4 separate regions of the Homo sapiens genome follow, and all the other regions are linked to region 1. Evidence: chromatin contacts called from ENCODE Hi-C or POLR2A ChIA-PET data. All regions are on one chromosome and are shown on one strand. Each heading gives the region's core, a stretch centred on a gene start or an enhancer-like site at or near the end of the contact. The rest is flanking DNA. Distances are from core to core; before and after follow the strand shown.

Evidence for each region. Hi-C counts contacts between places; a loop is a spot of excess contacts on that map. ChIA-PET counts read pairs that join two places held with the same protein, here RNA polymerase II (POLR2A). Pooled maps may share reads with other maps.
Region 2: a map with no recorded cell type shows a loop between it and region 1 (7-fold over the local background). The contact joins the promoter of COMMD3-BMI1 here to the promoter of STAM-DT in region 1. A Hi-C loop is called at or near these places in 1 of 168 maps with a recorded cell type or tissue (CD4-positive, alpha-beta memory T cell), 1 of 37 single-sample maps with no recorded cell type and 6 of 50 pooled maps.
Region 3: a map of B cell shows a loop between it and region 1 (19-fold over the local background). The contact joins the promoter of SEPHS1 here to the promoter of STAM-DT in region 1. A Hi-C loop is called at or near these places in 1 of 168 maps with a recorded cell type or tissue (B cell), 1 of 37 single-sample maps with no recorded cell type and 5 of 50 pooled maps.
Region 4: a pooled map shows a loop between it and region 1 (4-fold over the local background). The contact joins the promoter of SPAG6 here to the promoter of STAM-DT in region 1. A Hi-C loop is called at or near these places in 1 of 168 maps with a recorded cell type or tissue (CD4-positive, alpha-beta T cell) and 5 of 50 pooled maps. POLR2A ChIA-PET finds 5 or more read pairs at or near these places in 1 of 52 experiments (activated naive CD4-positive, alpha-beta T cell).

What each region holds. Positions count from the first base shown.
Region 1 is chr10:17,642,109-17,645,705 of GRCh38, reverse strand. STAM-DT (STAM divergent transcript) reads left to right here and starts at 1,788. Exons shown (of 1, transcript NR_110370.1): 1 at 1,788-3,597. It overlaps STAM (signal transducing adaptor molecule), which reads right to left and starts at 1,555. Exons shown (of 14, transcript NM_003473.4): 1 at 1,327-1,555. The coding sequence starts at 1,366. RefSeq lists enhancers at 1,541-1,660, 1,811-1,880, 1,303-1,952, 1,953-2,601.
Region 2 is chr10:22,314,219-22,317,658 of GRCh38, reverse strand. It overlaps COMMD3-BMI1 (COMMD3-BMI1 readthrough), which reads right to left and starts at 1,271. Exons shown (of 14, transcript NM_001204062.2): 1 at 1,103-1,271. The coding sequence starts at 1,241. COMMD3 (COMM domain containing 3) reads right to left here and starts at 1,271. Exons shown (of 8, transcript NM_012071.4): 1 at 1,103-1,271. The coding sequence starts at 1,241. RefSeq lists an enhancer at 724-1,023 and a silencer at 1,294-1,413.
Region 3 is chr10:13,346,799-13,349,977 of GRCh38, reverse strand. It overlaps SEPHS1 (selenophosphate synthetase 1), which reads left to right and starts at 1,685. Exons shown (of 9, transcript NM_012247.5): 1 at 1,685-1,978. RefSeq lists enhancers at 1-709, 710-1,500 and silencers at 1,570-1,789, 1,920-2,749.
Region 4 is chr10:22,343,942-22,347,366 of GRCh38, reverse strand. SPAG6 (sperm associated antigen 6) reads right to left here and starts at 1,871. Exons shown (of 11, transcript NM_012443.4): 1 at 1,731-1,871; 2 at 1,549-1,644. The coding sequence starts at 1,755. RefSeq lists enhancers at 1,026-1,842, 1,803-2,022.

The sequences.
Region 1 (3,597 bases), core at 539-3,038:
ATTCATTAAGTATAATCGGTGATCTCCAAGGTTCTGTCCACTGCTAAGATTCAGGACACTCATTTAAGGTGGAACAAAAAAGGTAGCATCTAGTAAGTGCCAACCACATAAAGGTACTGTAGCAGGCCCTCTAGACATATTATTTAACTGCAGAATGGAATGATGTGTTTTCCCCTCTTTAAAGACAAGAACACTGGAACTCAAAGAATTTAACTTGCCTATGATTTCACCGTGAGCTGAGAAGTGGCAGAGGTAAGGAGTGAACTTTTTTCTACTCTTATATAAACTTCCAAGTTTCAGTGACATGCTCTAAGGAAGAGTTTAAAAAGAAAAATTCAACATCCACCTTTCATAATTAAAATACACAAAGACAAGTAAATTCATAAGGTTGTCCTTATTCACAGTAATGATTACATTCTGCCATAAGGGATTTGGAAATGGTATTTGGCTTGCTTTCATTCCACACTTGTGTGCCAAGGTAGTTCCTACGTGCGTTCAAATTAAACCAAAATTCTCTCCCCGGAAACTCAAATTCCCATAATTATTATCTTCAAGTCAGAAAAAAATAAAATAAAATAAAATTAAAAACCAAAAGCAAACCTATTGAATTGACATCATCAGTACCTAATACCAGTGATTCAGAAAACAACAAAAATGTAGCATTTCAAACTCTTTCCAGATTCAACAACTTCTTCCACACTTCTTTACACCTTTTAAAGTGCAGAGACCTAGCCTAAGAGAGACATCCCAAAGGCTCAGGTCCTCAATTCGGTTTCAGTCGTTGCCAAGTATTTCATCTTCATCGCTCCTAACATGTTTGAGAGTCTACCCTTAACCAGAGCTCCCTCCTTCAGTTACCGTTACAAAAGATTTTAAAATCCTCTAAGGAACCTTACCTAAAACATTCTGCCAGTTCCAGACGCTCAACATTTATTTGTCTAGGCAAGCACTTTTGGTACAGGGTTTACAATCCTAATCTAGCCAACATACGCCTTAAGCCCTTCGCTGTTCTTCCAGAAGCACAGTCCCTGCACCAGATGCTACACCAGCTGCTCCTCCCAGGCCCTTTACACCAACCCATTCAGCAGTTCTTTGGCAACCTACAGTCCTAGCTCAAGGCCCATTTCACAGGATGAGTCCCATTTCTTTCAAAGAGGATGCGCCAAGCCCTCAACCTCCTCCCAGCTCTGAAGGAGGGAGCCTCAGGAAAGGGGAAGAGCGAGCTCTTCCTTGGCCCTGGCCCGAGGGTCCTGAATGCAGGCAGGGGCTGGCAGAGTGAGCGTGCAGTCCGGTGAGGAATGGGCAGGGAGAGGCAAAAACACTTACCAACATCCTGATCGAAGGGATTGGTGGCAAAAAGAGGCATCTCCGCTGCGTGCCGAGGTGTCCCCGGGGACTCCCTCTCGACAGCACGGGAGTCAGAGCTCGACGTAGGATGGAAGACTCCTCAGGCAAAAAGAGCAACAGAGACCGACTCTACAGGGTCCGCGACAGCTCCTCCTCTCACCCAACCCCACCAACCGCGGCAGCAGCTGCGGCGGCGGCAACAGCAAGGAGCCGAGGAAGCCCCCGCGCGGAGCTTGTCGGGAATCTGGGCGACCTTGGCGCTGCCTGTCTCAAAGCTGCCCCGAGCCTGCCCCATCGGTAAAGGCTGAACAGGGAGTCCCCTCTGCCTGACTCCTCTTTTAATTAGTCACACATAAGAGTGGAATTAGTTCTTGTGTTTTCTGCTTTTCCCTTGGCTAGGAGTCTCCGTAGGACGGGGTCCTTCAGGCGTGCTGAAGCCTACTAACAACCCCAGGAGTGACTGGGAGAGCCAGGAGAAAGAAAGCAGGTTGAGTTCGGGTCGAGCTGTGCGCCTTTTTTCCTCTCGCTCTCTCGGTTATCATAACCTTGTATTCCCTCTGGAAGGAAATGGAAATTCCTTTGGATCATCTTCTAGGTAAACAGTTTAATTAGCTGCGTGAGGTGACAAACTTGCTCGGATGAAGTCATGGGAGCTGAACGAATTGGCCTGAATCCCAAGAGGGGAGTGTTCAGGGCGCGCGTGTCCCTCGGAGAGGCTGAGGTAACGCTGGCTCCTTCCCGGGAGTCCCTGAACGCCCGGCTTTGGAATCTGCAGACAGCTCTTCTAGCAGGGCGTTGGCACCTACTGACTAACCGTGCAATCACTCAGCAGCTGTGATGGTTGGTGACATGTCTTTCACAGCCCAAGATAGCCTCCCTAGACTGAGCAAAAAAAAGAAAACAGAAAAAAACTGGAGCTAAAAGTTGATCAGTGAGTGATTCCTAGCAACCCAAAATGTTGGTTTATTTATTTTACTTATAAGTTTAGTTAACCAATAAAAATTATTCTCTGTGTGATGGAGAAGTTTTAAGGAGCATCTACTAGAGATGTTGCGTCCCACTTGGAACAAACTTAGTAAGCACATCTTGTACGTAAATGGAAATTATCCCGCAAATTACGGCATCTCCAAATGTAGCGTGGAAACTAATATTGACATGTCAACACAGGATTAATACATAGTAATCAAAGAGTGCTTAAAAATTCATTAAAAATGAAGTCCCACCTCTAAAAGTGAAATGTGCAAATTAAAGTAGCAGTTAGATAATGTTTTGTCATTTAGGTAAAAATTACAAAGAATCGGCCGGGCGCGGTGGCTCACGCCTGTAATCCCAGCACTCTGGGAGGCCGAGGCCGGCAGATCACCTGAGGTCAGGAGTTCAAGACCAGCCTGGCCATGGTGAAACCCCGTCTCTACTAAAAGTACAAAAAATTAGCCGGGCGTGGTGGTGCGCGCTTGTAATCCCAGCTATTCGGGAGGCTGAGGCTGGGAATCGTTTGAACCCGGGAGCGAAACTCCGTCTCAAAAAAAGAAAAAAATTGCAAAGAATCAGGGATGTGAGGAGTCAGACACTCACATACTGTTGGATGAAGTGTAAATACTGTATAATCTTCCTAAGGGAAATATTTGGAAGCATGTAAAAAAATTTTTAAAACCTTAGGACCCAGCAATTCCATTTCGGCAAATTAATCCTAAAGACATTCTTTTAAAACATGAACAAAGGTATACATGGCAACATTGTCTAAAGGATCAAAGCATTGCCAGCCATTAAATGTCCCACATTGAGTGATTGGACAAATTGCTTCACCTCTTGGTGTCTCAGTTTCCTCATGTGTAAGAAACAGGAATAATAGGGTTGTGAGGATCAAATGAATTAGTACAAGCAAAACGCTTATTACAGTGCCTGGCATAGAGTAAGCACTAAATAAGTGTAACTGATCACTGTAATTTACACTGGTCAGTTAAATCATAGTACATAAGATGTGAAAACTACACAGCCATTTAAGGTGCATAATACAGATTCATATTTACATAGACATCTGAATACACAAGTTTTCAGAAGGAAGTTACAAACCTTATAAAATTACAAATGCCCACAATTTTAAAAATCTGAAAGGAAATACATGAGAATATTATGACATGATTGTCTCTGAGTGGCAAGATTCTAGACAATGTTTTTGTTCTTTGTGCATTTTATTATTCAAAATATTTTAATGATGAGCGTGTATTCCTTTCAAAAGCAGAAAAAATG
Region 2 (3,440 bases), core at 22-2,521, 4.7 Mb before region 1:
TTGCCTTAATATTTTTACTATTAAAAAATATTATAGCCCCCAAAGAAAATATAACAATGCAATGGTCATTCTAACACTGGAGTAAATTCAAAGGAAAAACAAGATAAATATTTTACATTGTGTCAATTTTAGAATAAACTTCCATCCTAAAAATGATGAGTTTAGGGTAACCGGCTCCATGAACAAATACATCAAGGGGGTAGAAGGTAGGGCATGAGTTCAGAATATAAGATACAAATTTCAAAATTATATTAGTACTTTCAGGGTTTGACAGTCATTTTTTTTTTGAGATTAACCCAGGTGGTGGTTACTATTTTCGTTTAAGAACTTCCACTTTCATACTTTTTGTACAAGTGTTTAGTTCATGAAACTACAGAAAAAAAACAAAAATTTGAATTGTTGGGATATTTATATTTAAGAAAATCATCTAAAAGCGATCGGTCTTAAAATATGTCTTCAATCCATACTGACACTGCACCTCCGCAGTCACTGACCGGATCGCTTAAAAGACACTCGCATCCTGGTAACTGGGGCGGAACAAAGTATTGTGCATCATAGTTTAAGGTTCTAGGCGTAGAACCTGTGTAAACATGCTGAACTAGAGCGCTGGAGTGATCATAGCAACTTGAGGTATGCTCTAAGTTGGCAAATGTCAACACTGTCTGACCTAGTAATTACTTCGGAAACAGACCCTTAAACCTTTGCTAGCCTAGCCCTGGAAGCTTGAATTGCAGGGAGCTCCCCAGATGAAGTCCAACTGTCAAAACAGCCGCAGCCTCAGACAAGGCTAAACACCTTAGATGTTTAGGCCACAAACAAGACTTGAACACCGGCTTTACAAAAGAACAAAGAGACTGGGAGGGAAACCGGGCCAGGAACGTGGAGTTGGCTCTATGCAGGTGCCAAGTGGGGCCAAAACAATGCTCAGAGTCTGCTCCGAGTCCTGGCAGAGCCACGTCCCCAACACTCCGTCCGGAGCGAAGGGCAAAGCCCGGAGACTTCCTCTTCCCGGGGCTTTCCCCTTCTCGCTCCGCCGGCTCCTCTTCTCCGAGCGCCCCTCCACCCCGGCGGATCCAGCTCCGAGCCGAGCCGAGCGGCTTACCTAACACGGCCTCGTCCGCCTGGGCGTCCAGCAGACTCTGGAATGCCGCCCGGAGGAGAAGCGTGAAGGCGTTGGAGTCGAAGGAGCGGGGATCCGCCAGCATCTGGAAGCCTTTCTGCACAGACTCCGAGAGCTCCATTGTGAGCGCGCCGTGACCTTCGACACGCACACCACGTGACACGCGCCGCGCGCTCAGCTGATGCGGCCGCGCGCGCACGCGGCTCGGGGCGGCTGGCGGCGGCGCGGGCTGCGGGGCCTCCCCGCCCGCCTCCGCGCCCGCGCGCGGGTCCCGCGCCCCCAGCCGCCGCCTACGGCCTCCCACCGTTTCCGTCCAGCTCTCGCTTGTCCAGCGCAGGCCGCGGGAGCTGCCGAGCCTTGGCGAGAAGGGCGGCCTCGGGCGTTTTGTGGACGCGCTCGGCGCTTTCTCCTTGGTTCGGCGCTTACCTCGGACGGCCACCAGCTCGGTTCCCTGAGAGACCCCGGGGAGACTGCGGACGGTGTCGGGATCCCGGCCCCCGCCTCCCGCAAACGGCGTCCTCCCCGCTCCTCGCTCTGCGCGAATCCTGCGGGAAGCTCCGATCTCAGGCAACTGGATTTTGCTTTTGTGGTTTTTTGTTTGTTTTGTTTGTTTTTTAGCTCACCAGCTTAACCTCGCAGCACTGCCCTTTTATGAGACTGTAAGACATCTAATTATGTGATTCTTGCTTATTTTTACTTTTTTTTTTTTGTCATTTCTGGAATACGGCAGTAGTGTCCTTCCTGCATGGGGGGTGTGTACACATGCACGCATACATAGAGTTCCTGTATGCACTGCACTCCAGCAATCGGATTAATAAATTATTCATGAACAGATTTGACAGGATTATTAACAATTTTATATGCCGCTGCAAATAAAGCCAACTGCCATACACATTTTGTGCTACTCACCACATCTATGGGTCCCGTTTTAGTTGCTCTATAGAATCTGCATAAATACGTTTTTATTAAACAGCTACCTTAGTAAAGTACAGTTAGGAATGGCAAGATCTTTATTAGAAGTGAGTTACTGTTTAGGATGCTCATACCTTTAAAGATTCAAATACTGTATAAAGTTTAACTTCCTCTCTATTTCTACGAAGTTGGTTTAGAGAACAAGAATGATTCTTTAAAAAACCCGTGAAGCAAAGTAGATTAGGTATTTTTAATCAAAAGCACTTGAAAAGTTAAAAAATGCAAGTTCTTGAAGGGTGGAGGGAAGGGATGCGGAACAACAAAGATGTTTTAGTCTTCAGGAGCGATTATTTGCAACATTAGACCCAAAGTGAAACATTATTTTCTTTTTCTAACTTAGATGTCTGTTTTAAAAATTTTTGATGGATACAGTTGACATTTACCTTGGCACCAATACATAAAGTGTACCTCATTTCACAACAGGATGCAAATGGAGTAAGCATCAGTAACAGATTGAGTAACTACTCAGCCCTCCTTTGAAAGCTTTAAAAGGCACGTGCAGTGGCTCCTCACTCGGTGAGAATATAGTAGCAGTGAAGGATTTAAAAGTCTCCCTAGAGTCTTTATGAAACAAGCACCTATTAATCATGTTCATCTTTTCTTCCCATCACTCATCTTCCTAATTTGTTTCTCATTAGTAGTAAAATGTCAGTTGAAAAACTTCATGATACCTGATTACATAGAGAATAGTCAGGACAGAGTTGTGTAAATGTTCAACAATATTAACAACACCCAAGCTTATTATGTTTATTACACATGTATTTTATGACCTAGTGTAACGTTGATTATTAATACTCTAATAGAATTTGAGTTGATAACTCTAATACTCAATTTAGTGTCAAAAAAGAGAGTATTAATCATGGACATAGATTTTAAAATATTATTTTAAAAGAAAAATAAACACAAGTGGTTGTCAATTTGTGGGCATGAAAGTTAGGAAATTCAGAAGGATTGTTTCCATAATAGCTGTCATATTACTTTGTTGCCCATGTATAAGTACTTTCTCTTAGAATGTTTCCTCCTCTTAGGCCTAAGTATATTCATGTGTTAGGCCTAAGTGATGGGCACATTTTAAGCTCACAAAAATTTTCACCATAATGTGTTCTAATGCTAGAAAAACGGAATTTTCCTACTACAGGTATATTTATTTAAACTTCCTTTGAAGGAGGCACAGGATCGAGTGTTTCAAACGTGTGTCTTTGACAAGTCATTGAAATACATGGAAGTATGATCATCAAAAGGCATGACTACCCAGATGTAGACTCTCTTGGTTACAGCCATAAAGATCAATGCATTTTATGTTAGAAAAACTACATATGAACATATTCTGAAAGTATGAAAATACTGT
Region 3 (3,179 bases), core at 436-2,935, 4.3 Mb after region 1:
CACCTCTTACGGAGGCTTCGAACACCATTTACATGCTGATGGCACCCAGATTTGCATCTCTGAGCCCCATCCCCACACCAAATTCCGGACCTGTTTCCCTATTAACTTTGGTCTGGAATATCCGGCAGACCTGAGATTTGCAACTCTGAGCCCCACCCCCACACCATCCGGCAGACCTCAGATTTAACATTTCCAAAGCTGAACTCACCCCGAAACTTGTTTGCCTTTCAGCAGTTCTTAGATAAATTATTAGCATCGCTCCTCATTCCCTCCCCCACCCCCCACCCCCGCAAACTGGAAACCTGGGGGTCATCTTATCCTTCTTCCTCTCCTTCCTACGTGCTAAATCACACCAAATCCCTTCCCTGGGCTGCATTCCCCTTGCTTTCAGTTCAAGTACATCTCCGGGCTTGACTAGTACAATACCCTCTTAATGAGAACCGTGACCCTGTCTTCCCCTCTGGGAGAAGCCATCCTCCAGTGGCAGGCGCCTGTAATCCCAGCTACTGGGGAGGCTGAGGCAGGAGAATCACCTGAACCCAGGAGGCGGAGGTTGCAGTGAGCCGAGATCGCGCCACTGCACTCCAGCCTGGCGACAGAGTGGGACTCCGTCTCAAAATAAATAAATAAATAAATATAAAATAAAAGAATGCAGACTAACACGTTCTTTGCAAACTTACTACAGGGTATGAAGAAAGTACACAAAGACAGGAGCAGCCTGTCTTCGAGGTGGCATCACTTCTGCATCCAGCCCAGGATTAAAACCCGGAGCAACTGGCAAGCGGAAATGTTAACGAAAAGGGCATCTGCGTAGCGTGCCAACCTGCCGTGCCACGTAAAGCACGGTCCAGTGACCCAAAACATTTCTGCTCCCAAATAACATTTGGAAAATGCTGACCTACTGCCTAGAAAAGTTCGATCGGCATTCCTGCACACTGCTGTTTTAGAGAGAAGCCCTAAACGATATCTGAAAGTATTTGGTTTATTTTCATCAGCAATGCTTTAGAATCTCGAAAGCCCAGAAAAAAGTTATTTCACGACGTGAAGCTCCCCCCTCGATGTCAATTCGAACACATCCAGGGTTGCGGCTGCCATGTTCGCTCGAACATGTGCAGGACAAACAATGCAACCAGCGGGGAACCGTAAACCTTTTTCCTCGACTTCCTACCACGCACATGAAGTGTTCAAGAAACTTTGCAGGACGTCTCCACATTTCACGAGGCTCCCGTGAACTCCGGAGCCGAGCTAAACAATAGGAAGGACAGATGCTGGGAGTCCCCAAGCATCTAACGCGCCGTTTGTGTTTTCAAAAAACCTCTGCCTGGCGCCCAGGCGGCTTTTCCTGGGCTCCTAGCCTCCTGTGCAAATTGTTCCCATGGTCATTGTCTTCCAGGACGCTCCGCTGCGCACTCGGGGAGCGGGGACAGCGCCCCGCAGAGCGCCGCGCGGTCGAGCCCGGCCAGGTGGCGGAAACGTTCCCGGCCCTTGCAGCGGGGCCCGGGAAAAAGGTGGCCCGGGCGCCAAGGGCGGCTGCCAATGCAACTCGCAACTTTTGAAATCAATCCTTTTTTGCATCATGCAACGGATGCCACCGCTCCTCGGGTTTGCAACCCCCCACCCCTCCCCCGAGACCAATCATTGCCGCGCTCGGGGCTGCACGGCGCCCCCGCCCCCTTCCCGGGCCGCACGCCGCCACCCAGCAGCCAGGGCCGCCTCTTAAAGGGAGGTGGCCGGCCTTAAAGGACCCCCGCGCGCCCAGCCGGCGGGAGCGCGGCGGCCCGGCTCCCGCAGGGCCGCGCCGAGGCAGGCGAGCCCCCGCGGCGCCCAGGCGCGGGCCCGGGCCCCCGCCGCCGCCGCCGCCGCCGGGCGCGGCATTTTTATTCAGGCGACGCTTAAGGGAGCCCGGCCGCGCCCGGTGCATTGTGGGAGCGGCCCGCGGCCCGTTTTCGGGAGGAGGCGGAGGGCGCAAAGCGAGCCGGTAAGCGGCGGGCCCGGCGCGGGGGGGAGGCGCAGGCTTAAAGGGGAATCTGGGTCCGCAGGCCCGCGGCGGCCGTTGCAAATCCCCCTCCGGGCCGCCCGGGACCGCCGGGGAGCCGCGCGCCGCCGGCCCCGCCAGCCCTGCCTGGAGAGGGGCAGCGCCGGGCTTGGTGGGGCCGCTTTAAAAAAGAAGCGCCGCCCGCGCCGCCGCCGCCGCCGCGCGGGGCCGGGGAAGGAGGGAGGGAGGGCGGGGAGGAGCGGAGGGGAGGGCGGCGGCGGCCACGCAGGGGTTAATTTTTTCGCCCGCCGACATTTTTGCGCGGCGGCGGCGGCGGCCCGTGCGCGCGGCGGGAGCGGCCGGCCTGGGGTCGCGGGGTGCCTCCGGGGCCTCCCCGCCTCCCCTTTTCTCCGCGCGGGCCCTGTCGACCCGGGGCGGGTGCGTCCCGGCGTCCTCCCCGGCTCCTGGGCCGCACGCGCGGTGCCCGCCGGCTCCCGCCGCCTCCCGCCGGCCCGAACAGGGATGGCCCGGCCGGGGCCCCGAGCTGCCGCCTCCGCCCCGCCGCCGGCCCGCAGCCCGGGCCTGCTGGGCCTTCCGAGGCGGCGGCGAGGGCCTGAGCCTGAGCCTGAGCCCGAAGGTGTCCCCGGGTTCCTTGCTCCCCTCCCCGGCCGCCTCCGACGCGGGCGTCCTGGAGAGCGCGCCCCATTGTGCGGGGCCGGCGGGGAGGTAGGTCCGGGGTTGGCGGGGCAGCGCGCCGGGCCCACCCCGCTGACCGGCTCCCCGGCTCCCCACGCTCGTTGGAAGAAAAAAAAAAACCAAACCATGGAAATGTGCCCGGGAAGGAAAGGGCTAAACGTTGCTTTAAATATTCATGCCATTGTTTTAAAGGCGTAAACATGTGGCTGCGGGGTCGCCGGGCACCGTCCCTTATTAATGCAAATGGATCCCCCTGGTTCCCTAATCACTGCACATTTCCCCCAGAACCCCCTCCCCCTTCCCATGCCCTCCAAAAATGTAAGAATCTAGTACTTTTTTCATTAGGATGTGAGGCTGATTTGTGTCCTTAGTACCATTTGGAATTTTAAATCTGAGCGCCTTCCTGATACAAGGTGTTTTAAACTTTTTTCCACCCTTAAAACTCTTGAGAAGATAGTAATTTAAAAGGAAGTGATAGCCACACAATTCCCCTCCCCACCTTTTTGGG
Region 4 (3,425 bases), core at 622-3,121, 4.7 Mb before region 1:
TTAGTCTGTGTATATGAAATACTGTGTGCCCAGTATTGTTCTGGGTACTTGGAGGAGTACGGGTGCATACACACACACAGAATACAGAAAATCAACCCATATAAAACAACTATAGAACAAAGGATTATCAATTCTGAAATGACAAAATTTTAGAAATGGAGAAGAGATTAGTGGTTGTCCAGGGTTAGGGATAGCAGGAGGTGTGTGTGGCTATAAAAGGGCAAGAGAGAGGATCCTTGTGACAATGAAAGTGTTCTGTATCTTGACTGTGCTGGTGGTGGATACGCACGGAATAAAATTCTATAGGACAAAACACACACACACACGAACAATTAAAAGGAGGAAACCTATATAAGATCAACGAATTTTTATCAATGTCAATGTCCTCCTTGTGATATTGCACTACAGTTTTGAAAAATGTTACCATTGGGGAAACTGAGAAAAGGGTACACGGGATCTCTCTGTATTATCCCTTACAGTTGTGAATCTACAATTATTTCAAACTAAAATGCGTTTAGAAGATTATAAAATATACTTTATTGTAAATACATGCCCCCCAATAAAAACACACAAGGAATAAATGCCAAAAATCCTAGTGACAAAACGAAGTATCACATAGGTGCAGTAGTAATTCCCCTCAAAGAAACCCAGAGTAATCATTACACTTAAGTATTCTTGCTGTCAACATGTTAATTGTTTAAATTATGTGTTAGTTTTAAAGATCACATCCTATAAACTGAAGATTTCTCATGACACAGTAGTGATAAAATGCTACCTTACAGTTCAGATGGTGGTAGAATCATCCAAAAAAAAAGAAGAAGAAAGAAGAAAGAAGAAAAGAAGAAGAAGAAGAGGAAGAAGAAGAAGAAAGAAGAAGAAGAAGAAGAAGAAGAAGAAGAAGAAGAAGAAGAAGAAGAAGAAGAAGAAGAAGAAGAACCATTTTCTCTTATCAGTTTATGTTATGAGATAAGAAGATCTCTCTCCCTCCCTCTCCCCCTCTCTCCCCCTCTCACATCTGCAAGAGTCCGGACTGAGGAGTAGAAGGAACGCGCCATAAGGATTTCGCAAAGTCTGGTCTCTACCTACTTGGAATTTCTTGGAAAAGATTCAAGCATATCATTCCCCTTTCACTAAAGCAAGACGAGAAATCACGTCTAAACCACTGGAATTGCTTTGCTGTGAGGAAGTCGAAGGTGATCAAAGGCAGGGTGGCATGCAAAATGGCACTTGGATAAAATGGGTCTCATTAGGGTAGAGTCCCATTCACGTAAAATGACTCCAGGCAATTCCTAGGGCCTCGACTTTCAACCTGACACTTGCCTGTGTGCAATGAAGATGGAAACAGGGACAACGCGCACCTCCCACAACCATCTGGAAGCTTCACCCTCTCGGCCTGACCCCCAAAGACCCGCTGAAAAGAATGGATGCTTTTGCGAACTCCGGTCCCCACACTGCGGCTCCCCAAGAGCTCCACGGGCAGGGCAGCGGGGCGGAGGCGTCGGGGACTCAGTGCGCGGGGGGCGACGGGGGTTCGGGCTCCGGGCTCACCCGCGTTCTGCAGCGTCTCGATGTTTTGGGGTCTAGTCGCCAGCTCCGCCACCATCTGCACGAACTGGGTCCTGGCCTTCTGGTATTGCTCGAACACTGCGGGAGAGAGAGTCGGTGGAGCCCACCGCACCCGGGTCTCCTCGGCGCCAGCTAGTTAGGGCACCTGCCCGCCTCGGCCCTACCTTGCAGCACCTGCCTCTGACTCATGGCGCCCCCGCCGCCGTCTGCCCTCCTCGAGCTCTGCGGGGAAGCCGCTCGGCCTGCGAGTCCACCAAGGGGGCGATCGTGGCGACGACTCGGCCTCCGACGGGAGCCGCTTCTCTGTGTACCCGCGTCTCCCGGGCAACCTACCGGAACCGGAACGCGGCCGTCTTGCTGCAACGGCCAGTCCCGGGCGTGACGTCACGGCCGCGGTGCCTGGGCGCACTGAGCGGGGCGGCGGCGCGAAGACGCCCGAGCTCGAGGACTCGGACTGCTGGGGCTCTCAGCGCGCCAGGCTCGCGGAGCCGCCGGGACATCGCGCGCCGTCGAGTATCCCTGCACTGCCCGGAGGTCGGAGCTCCTTACAAAGCGACCCCAGATTGCCGTGGTATCCTGACTGCGGCGCGGGTCGGGACCAAGCGCCGGGAGAGCCCCACGCGCCAAGGGAGCCTGGTTCGAGGGCAGCCAGACGAGTAAATTGCAGCCCTGGAGTTGTCTGAGCTTCGACGGTCCCGAGAAATCTCACACGTCACATTGTACAATCCGATCAACACATGAATGTCAATGCAACTTAAGTGTTGCATTGACATTTAACACTGCACTGACAGTAAAACACTGATTTAGGAATCCGTGTTTTCTTTTGTAACCCGCTGTTATATACCTGGCATTCCTGGTTTCAAGATTCCTGGAGGAGCATGACAACCATGTTCACACACTTAATTACACTGTATTGAAAGCATTTAATGAGCACTCAGAGACTCAGTGAGGAAAGCAGATGAGGAAAGGATGTGATGAATGTCCTGTCTTCCCTGGCTTTCTCCTAATGACTACTAATTTTGCTGTTTCCTCACTTTTATGTGATTTGTAAATATTTTGTCTTAGTCTTTTAAATTTAGGCTTCGTTATGTTGATGAATGACATCTCCAACAGAAAAAGAGAGAGAACCTTTACCTGGAAAACCAGACTTCCCTATCTTATATAACTTGAACCCTTTACCCAGTTTCTTTTAACAAAATTGAAGTACTTAGTCTATTACTGGTTTCTAGCTTGTCTTTGAAAACTATATACCAGTTGTTTCAATGACAGTTGTCAACTTTAAATGTTCCTCCATCAAAAACTACAATTTCACCAGATGTCAAGTGGATACATAGCCGCAGCTGCTGCTAAGTAGTGCCAAGACAGGAAACCCCTTGATATTTCTTCAACAGAAGGGAGCATGCAAACTTAACTGGTTCTATATTTGGAATGAGTCCTCTATATTTATCTTTGAGATCTCACCCTTCACTGAGCTCTTGATGAAGTCCTGATACTTTGTGGAGCTCCAAATAGTTGGGGAATGGTCCAGCAATCAGAGAGAAGAATAAGTGTGTTTAGTCGGGTCCCTAATACCCCCGAAGGGCAGGTACATGTCTTCTGCTTCTGCAGCTCAAAAGCCAGTGATGGCCACAATCTTTTTACTTAATTCAAAGTCGTAAGTTTTACAGTGATATCTATATTTCCCTATGGGAATATGTCCTTTAAAATTAAAGTTATGCGTTCCCATTTAGAGACGTGGGAGGAAACAGATTGAGTAAATAATTAAGATTGCAAATAAGCCTTGTAATTTTCAGTTCCTTGTTGAATGATGAAAAAAAATCCCCTTAAAAGTTTTTATATTTGGTTTCAGTCCTTAAACA